Linked DNA regions of Homo sapiens: region 2 is linked to region 1. A link is an interaction called in ENCODE POLR2A ChIA-PET data of the cell type or tissue named here. Cell type or tissue: A673. All regions are shown on one strand. Links, peaks and the distances in the headings refer to the core of each region. The heading gives the core; the rest is flanking DNA. Region 1 overlaps SMYD4 (SET and MYND domain containing 4). Region 2 has its middle 84 kb from the start of RPA1.

Region 1 (4,388 bases), core at 311-4,310:
TATTAACCCCAGGGGAAACGAGAGCAGTACAAGAAAGGAAATGTAATTCAAAGCATCCTTCACGGTTCATGTGAACAAGACTCACACAGACATAAGAATGTATGCATTGAATGTTGGTTCAATCAATTTAATACTCTATTGGTTATATAACAGTTATCATGAGGGAATGAGGGAAAAACAAAGTATAGGCCGGGCAAGGGGGTTCACGCCTGTCATCCCAGCACTTTGGGAGGCCGAGGAGGGTGGATCACATGAGGTTAGGAGTTTGAGACCAGCCTGACCAATATGGAGAAGTCCCGTCTCTACTAAAAATACAAAATTAGCTGGGCGCGGTGGTGCATGCCTGTAATCCCAGCTACTCGGGAGGTGGAGGCAGGAGAATCGCTTCAACCCAGGAGGCGGAGGCTGCTGTGAGCCAAGACGGCACTATTGCACTCCAGGCTGGGTGACAAGAGCGAAACTCTGTCTCAAAAAAACAAAAACAAAAAACAAAGTATATACCTGTGAGTTGGGAAGAAGAGAGCAAAATTACATCTAAAATTATACAAACTCAAGAAAGAGCAGTATTTGCAATGTTTAGAAATAATAAATTACGTGTCAGAAGGCTGGGCACAGTGGCTCACACCTGTAATCCCAGCACTTTGGGAGACCAAGGTGGGCAGATCACCTGAGGTTGGGAGTTTGAGACCAGCCTGGCCAACATGGTGAAACCCCATCTCTACTAAATATACAAAAATTAGCTGGGTGTGATGGCACACACCTGTAATCCTAGCTACTTGGGTGGCTGAGGCATGAGAATCGCTTGAACCTGGGAGGCAGAGGTTGCAGTGAGCCCAGATCGTGCCATTGCACTCCAGCCTGGGTGGCAGAGTGAGATTCTGTCTCAAAAAAAAAAAAGGTCTGGTGTGATGGCTCATGCCTGTAACCCCAGCACTTTGGGAGGCTGAGGCGGGTGGATCCCTTGAGGTCAGGAGTTTGAGACTAGCCTGGCCAACATGGTGAAACCCTGTCTCTACTAAAAATATAAAAATTATATATTTTAGGCATATATAGTAGTGCATGCCTGTAATCCCAGCTACTCGGGAGACTGAGGCAAGATAATCACTTGAACCTGGGAGGCAGAGGTTGCAGTGAACAGAGATCGCGCCACTGCACTCCAGCCTGGGTAACAGAGTGAGACTCTGACTCAACCTGTTAAAAAAAAAATTAAATGCCAGAAGAAACAGTTAATTTAAAGTAGCTGTCTCTGGGGAATAAGAATCAGGAATGGGGAAGAGTGGACAGGGAGTTGCTGTTTTTCCTGATAAGTTTTGAAGCACTATTTGATTTCTTAAAGTATGTATGCATATTATTCTGATAAAAAATTAAACTAAGGAAGGAAAATATTTTCACTAAGGCATCTGGTCTACATAGTTTTACAGAATTTTTCTACTAGCCTTTAAGAAGCACATAATTCCTACATTATATAAGCTATTTCAGAGCACAGAAAAAGGCGGGAAGCTCTCCAATTCATTCTGAGGCTACCATAACCCACCATGGTATCAGCTGGGATTACAGGTGCCCGCCACCATGGCCAGTTAATTTTTTGTATTTTTAGTAGAGACAGGGTTTCATTCACCACGTTGCCCAGGCTGGTCTTGAACTCCTGACCTCAGGTGATCCACCCGCCTTGGGCTCCCAACATGCTGGGATTACAGGTGTGAGCCACTGCACCCGGTCAGATGATTTAAAAACTCTTACCTTTTATTTACACCACCAATCACCAATTAGAGAATGTAATTGGGGGGAAAAGCCTTATTCACAATAACAACAAAAACCTTACAAGAAGAATAAATCGAACATGAAATGTGTAAGACCTATATAAAGAAAACTATAAAACTTTACTTAAGGACATAGAAGAAGCCTTAAAGAAATGGACATACCCTTTATTTGGATTAGGAAATTTAATATTGTAAAGATGTCAGGTCTCCTTAAGTGAATCTATAAATCCAACACATTCCCAATCAAAAGCCCAACAACATTTTTTATAGAACTTGAGAAGCTGGCCGGGCACGGTGGCTCACGCCTGTAATCCCAGCACTTTGGGAGGCTGAGGCGGGTGGATCATGAGGTCAGGAGATCAAGACCATCCTGGCTAACGTGGTGAAACTCCATCTCTACTAAAAATACAAAAAAAAAAAAAAAGATAATAAAATAAAATTAGCTGGGCGTGGTGGCAGGCGCCTGTAGTCCCAGCTACTCGAGAGGCTGAGGCAGGAGAATGGCATGAACCCAGGAGGCAGAGCTTGCAGTGAGCCGAGATCACGCCACTGCACTCTAGCTTGGGTGACAGAGCGAGACTCCGTCTCAAAAAAAAAAAAAAAAAAAAAAAAAGAACTTGACAAGCCAATTCTAAAGTTCACATGGGGGAAATGCACACAAAATACCCAAGATATTCTGGAATACGAACAATGACTATGTGTGTGCGAGCAGGAAGCTGGCCTCTGGGCCACTTCCTGGGAGCCGCCTGGGTACTGAGACTCCCCTGCTTTCAAGTACCCTTTCTCTCTACTTCCGGTAAATCTCAGTGGGGAATCCATTTTTTGAGGCTGAAGAAGGGTAGACCCCATTTCACAGCAGGGTTGGGCACATGACACAGGCCTGGCCAATCAGAGGAGTCTCATACCTCTGGTTGAAGGGATGTGCATGTGATCAAAATTCAGTTGACCTGAGCCCCACCCAGAAGTTTTCTGCTGAAACTTCAGAAAGACAGCCTCTTCCCCTGGGGTGTTATTACACTATCAGGGTGTGCCCAGGGCTGTGAATGGTTATAGCACCCACTAGATGGAGAGAATCTGTCTGACACATGAAGAAATACACATTCTGATGACATCCTTTGAGCCCCTGAATACAACCTAGCCTGAAAATAGATCTCCCTTCAGATAGCCTAGTTTCATAGCTAAAAGTTTCATACTTTGAAGGGGGTTTCTGTTACTTGAAACTGAAGAGTTCTAGAGTTTCTAAAATGACACTATAGGCCAGGTGGGGTGGCTCACGCCTGTAATTCCAGGACTTTGGGAGGCCAAGGTGGATGGGTCACCTGAGGTCAGGAGTTTGAGACCAGCCTGGCCAACATGGTAAAACCCCGTCTCTACTAAAAATACAAACATTAGCCGGGCATGATGGCGTGTGCCTGTAACCCTAGCTACTTGGGAGGCTGAGACAGGAGAATCGCTTGAACCCACGAGGCACAAGTTGCAGTGAGCTGAGATTGCGCCACTGCACTCCAGCCTGGGCGACAGAGGGAGGCTCAGTCTCAAAAGAAAAATAATACTAATAAAATACACTATAAAGTCACAGTAATTAAAACCCTTTTGTTCCGGCACAGATCTAGAGCCTAGAAACAAATTTGTGGATAAGTAGTGATATGGCGTGGCTGTGTCCCCACCCAAATCTCATCTTGAACTGTTATTTCCCAGAAGCCTGTGTTGTCGGAGGGACCTGATGGGAGGTAACAGAATCGTGGGAGTGGTTTCCCCATGCTGTTCTCGTGATAGTGAGTGAGTTCTCACGAAATCTGATTATTTTATTTATATTTATATTTTTATTTTTTGAGATGGAGTCTTGCTCTGTTGCCCAGGCTGGAGAGCAGTGGCACAATCTCAGCGCACTGCACCCTCCGTCTCCCAGGTTCAAGCAATTCTCCTGTCTCAGCCTCCTGAGTAGGTGCGGTTACAGGCACATGCCGCAATGCCTGGCTAATTTTTTTTTTGCATTTTTAGTAGAGATGGGGTTTCACCATGTTGGCTGGGCTGGTCCTGAACTCCTGACTTCAAGTGATCCTCCTGCCCCAGTCTCCCAAAGCGCTGCGATTACAGGCGTGAGCCACCGCGCCCGGTGAAATCTGATGATTTTATAAGGGGCTTTCCCCCTTTGCTCAGCACTTCTCCTTCCTGCCACCCTGTGAGGGCTGTGCCTTTTTTTCCTTCGTCTTCCACCATGATGGTAAGTTTCCTGAGGCCTTCCCAGCCATGTGTGAGTCAATTAAACCTCTTTTCTTTATAAATTACCCAGTCTTGGGTATTTCTTGATAGCAACGTGAGAATGGAGTAACATGAGTAGGAATTTAATTTTAATAACTGAGGCATTTGCAAGCACTGGGGAAAGGATGCGTCATGCATTAAATGCTACAGAAAAATTGTCCACCTGGAAAAAAAGTGAGAATATTCCTTCACATAGTACACAAAATCAATTGGAGATGTATACATACATCATAACATAATGTTGTACCCCTTAAACGTATATTTTGTCAGTTATACCTCAATAAAGATGGAGGAAAAAGTGCAGAAGGATTAGAGAGCTAAAGGTAAAAAAATGTTAGCAGAAAACAATGAACATTTTTATCAACT
Region 2 (4,388 bases), core at 301-4,300, 91 kb after region 1:
AGCATGAGGCAGCGTCTGGAGTCTGGTGGTGACCGTCATTTCTTAGAGCTCCTGAAGGCAACTTTGGGACAGTGGGTGAACAGCATTGCAAGCAGGTTGGTTTTGACTCAACCAAAAAAAGTGCTTTCTAATGATCAGAAGCAACCTGCGACATAATAGGTTGCTTCAGAGGAGAATGAGCTGGTAAAAAAAGGCTGGTAAACGTCTGCAAAGCCCCCTGTAGGAGCAGAGCCCTGTGCTTGGCCCTGGCGACTGCGAGCTTCCGGTGAGGACACGTGAGGAGGAGCATCCCTGGTTCCCGTGCTTGGCTCAGACTTCCCTTTTGGCTCCGTTCCTCCCTGAGGGTGCCTTGTGGGCAAGATGCTCTGCTGTGGTCTCCCACTTTAGAAACCGCCTCAACGAGAAGGGACTCAGGGCTGAGTGACCCTCTGAGACAGGGACATGGTTTAGGCAGGTGTGGCCTGTCTTTGGGAAAGGTCCAATGCCCCTGTGGCTTTGTTATGGATCCAAAATTACAGTTACTCGGCTAGGCACAGTGGCTCACGCCTGTAATCGCAGCACGTTGGGAGGCTGAGGCGGGCGGATCACTTGAGGTCAGGAGTTCGAGACCAGCCTGGCCAGCATGGCGAAACCCCGTCTCTACTAAAAATACAAAAATTAGGTGGGCGTGGTGGTGGGCGCCTGTAATCCCAGCTACTCGGGAGGCTGACGCAGGAGAATTGCTTGAACCCGGGAGGCGGAGGTTACGGTGAGCCGAGATCACACCATTGCACTCCAGCCTGGGCAACAGAGCGAGACTCTGTCTCAAGAAAATAAAACAAACAAACAAAAAACCAAAATTATGGTAACCCAAGGGGTGGCCGGGAAGTTCCCATTCACAGCACAGGATCCAGTGGGGGCTGAGAGAGAAGGCTTTGTCCTGGGAGCAGTTCTCTGGGTCACTGTGGCTATCACAGTAGGTTGAACGGTGGCTACCCACAAGATACGTCCACCTGGAAACAGTGAATGAAACCTTGATGGGAAAAAGGGTCCTTGTCGATGTGTTTATGTTAAGGACTGCAGGACGAGGTCATCCTGGCTAGGGTGGGCCCTAAATCCAATGACAAGCATCCTTCTAGGACAACAGAAGAAGGAGACAGGACGCTCAGAGAAGGGGACGTGAAGACAGGCAGAGAGGCTGGAGGGGTATTCCTACAAACCCAGGAACAACAAAGACTGTGTGCAGCCACCAGAGGCCAAGAGAAAGGCACAGAACACAGCCTGGACAACACGGCGAGACCCCAGCTCTGAAAAAAAAAAAAAATGTAGCCGTGGTGTCACATGCCTGTAGTCCCAGCTACTCAGGAGGGAGGCTGGGGAGGGAGGATGGCTTGAGCCCCAGGAGGCAGAGCCTCCAGAGCCATGATTATGCCACGGCACACTAGCCTGGGTGACAGAGTGAGACCCTATCTCAAAAAAAAAAAAAGACAAGAAAAAAAGAAAGGCATGGAACAGATTCTCCCCGAGAGCCTCCAGAAGGAACGAACTGGCCAACACCTTGATTTGAGACTTCTGGCCTCCAGAGCTGGAGAGAATGAGTTTCTCTTGTTTCCAGCCACCCAGTTTGCGGTCGTCTGTTTCGGCAGCCCCGGGAACACAGGCAGCCTATTGTGTCTGTCATCTTGAATTACCCTGTGTCCTTTCGGCTGGGTCAGTGGAGAAGCCGTGGGTTCACTCAGGTTTCCATTGTATTCATTCGTAACTGGGATCCCTCACTCCGGGGCTGTCGGGTTCGAATCCTCACGGCCCAGCTCGCCTTCCTTCACCCCCCAGTGCCTTCTTCTGCGTCAGGTATGGCTGCACCCTTAGTGACTGGGGTTCTTATCACTTATCGGCATCTGATCCAGCTCCGAGGAGCACGGGGCCCTGGGCACAGGCTCCCATCACACACACACACACACACACACACACACACACACACACAGACACACACAAAAGGCACATCAGCAACTGGAAGAACAACCTTTTCAAAAATCACCTTTTGAAAATAGTGGCACCGGCTGGGCGCAGTGGCTCATGCCTGTAATCCCAGCACTTTGGGAGACCGAGGCGGGCGGATCACAAGGTCAGGAGATCGAGACCATCCTGGCTAAAACTGTGAAACCCCATCTCTACTAAAAATACAAAAAATTAGCCAGGCGTGGTGGTGGGCGCCTGTAGTCCCAGCTACTCGGGAGGCTGAGGCAGGAGAATGGCGTGAACCCGGGAGGCGGAGCTTGCAGTGAGCCGAGATCGCAGCACTGCACTGCAGCCTGGGGGACAGAGCGAGACTCCGTCTCAAAAAAAAAAAAAAAGAAAGAAAGAAAATAGTGGCACCAAGCATGCAGTAAATAGCTTTCAGCCACATTCCACCAGCCATAAATTTGATCTGTTTTGACCTGGACCCAGCTGTTTCCTCTCCTCCCGTCAGCCTCTGACTCTGAAATGGCAGCGGCCAAGTACCCATTGTCATCAGCAGTGAGTTCTCGTGGGGAAAGGCCACTTTAATGAGAGAGTTGGCACCACATCCTGCACCTCAGCATGTATTGTTCCCTCAGCAAACTTTCTAGTTAACGAGTTTGGGGGTTTTGATCTGGAGAGCACTGGGGAGAGAAGCTGGAAGGCCCAGCAGTGACATCCCTTTGGAGCCGGCATTGTCTTCCAGGAGCTGAAGATCAGCCTGCAGGGGGTCTAGAGGCGGGCCGTGCAGGTGGCATGCTGGGCAGTTCCATCCCATCCACTGCTGCCTCCGTCCCCAGCCCCCTGCTTTCTCCTAGGAGAACAGCAGAACCCCTGGGTGTGGTTCTTTGAGCTTCGATGGGCCTGCCCTGCTTTTTAGACAGAAGCGTCTCTTCTCAGTGCAACCCAGGATTAGTATGGAAATAGAGACATTTTTAGGAGGCCTCTGCTGATAGCCCCTTTACCGTCGGTGTGGGGGAGTCAGCCCCTGGCCTTTGCTCTGAGGAGCGAGGGTCCATCTATCCTGTTGCCTGGCAGGTGGTACCTAAGATGCTCTTGTATGGGACCCTGTCGCTCCAGAACATCCATCGAGATTCTCCCAGCCAGGCTCGATGTCCAAGGAGCAGCAGCCTTTCTAATTCTCGGAACCAAGAAGAACCTTTTTTTTTTTTTTTTTTTTGAGACAGAGTCTTGCTTTGTTGCCCAGGCTTGAATGCAGCAGCACAATCTCAGCTCACTGCAATCTCCACCTCCTGAGTTCAAGCAATTCTTCTGTCTCAGCCTCCCAAGTAGCTGGGATTACCTGTGCGCACCACCATGCCCAGCTAGTTTTGTATTTTTAGTAGAGACGGGGTTTCACCATATTGGCCAGGCTGGTCTCGAACTCCTGACCTTGTGATCCACCCGCCATGGCCTCCCAGAGTGCTGGGATTACAGGTGTGAGCCACTGCGCCCGGCCTAGCAGAACCTTTTAAACCTTTTCATCTCATTCTTTCTTTCTTCTTCTTTTTTTCTTGCAGTATTATTTACTGTGTGAGAGCACCAAGGATGGAACGCTGCTGAAAATGAGGGGGCTGTCAAAAACCAGAAAGAAGGGAAGTCAAATGCTGCCCCCAGCAGCAATCACTGGCAGGTGTGCCGCGATCCCCCCACTTCTCAGTGGGGTGGTCCTACCTGTGCCAGCCTAATTGCTACCAGTCTGCGGCCCTGCGTGGTAATGAGGGACCCGGGCGCTAGGGCACTCTTTAAATGATGCAACATTTAAATGACTTCCATTTACCTTTCATGCACCTCTGCTTCGCTTCTTAATTATTGGCAGCATTTGACTTCCTCTTTTGCTATGGAATCCATTTCCTCAGCCTCCTGGGGAGAGGCTGTGGCCTCCTGTGTACCGTGGGGCGGCACGTTTTGCCACTGTTGTGGCAACAGACTGTGATTTGGGGAAGAAGGCTGTGACCCTCAGGACAAGAGAGAGATGCTGGGAGAGGGGACGTCTCTTCCGTGGAAAAGCAGCATCTGTAATGGAGTCCTTAGCAATGGCAGAGGGAGGGGTGATGTGGGGAAATGCACAAAGCTGAGCGTGAAGTGTAAATATGATGATTGTTGTCTCTTTCTTGGGAGGTAAATAAATCAGCTCGATGTAGATTTGAGAGGTGGCTGGTGATGCTGTGTACTCAGCGCCCCGAACTCGGCCTCTTCAGAGTGCTTCAGATGTTGATTCATTACACCTTCCACCAGCTCAGGGAGGATGGAGGTGGGGAGAATTATTATCCCGGCTCTAAACCCGGGGACTGGGCGAGGTTAAGAGGCAGTAAGTTGGGAGGAAAAGGTGGCGGCTCCGGCAACCCAGCCAATGCTTCCGCCGCTAGAAACGTCTGCTCCACTTAGAAACAAGTCATTGTCAGGTAACC

Evidence for each region. Peaks named below come from ENCODE experiments on the same cell type or tissue, not always from the same donor. Only the 100,000 strongest peaks of a DNase experiment are listed, where the experiment ranks them.
Region 2: POLR2A ChIA-PET joins it to region 1 with 5 read pairs; 3 of 35 experiments call an interaction of 5 or more read pairs at or near these places.

What each region holds. Positions count from the first base shown.
Region 1 is chr17:1,821,046-1,825,433 of GRCh38, forward strand. The region is part of intron 2 of SMYD4 (SET and MYND domain containing 4); the gene reads right to left. Among named protein-coding and RNA genes, the nearest start is that of SMYD4, 6.7 kb to the right of the region's middle. RefSeq lists an enhancer at 2,900-3,039. In A673, for the core only: no CTCF peak of the experiment used is centred there; a DNase peak (open chromatin) is centred at 2,576; H3K27ac peaks cover 2,505 bases.
Region 2 is chr17:1,912,310-1,916,697 of GRCh38, forward strand. No RefSeq gene overlaps it. Among named protein-coding and RNA genes, the nearest start is that of RPA1, 84 kb to the left of the region's middle. In A673, for the core only: no CTCF peak of the experiment used is centred there; no DNase peak of the experiment used is centred there.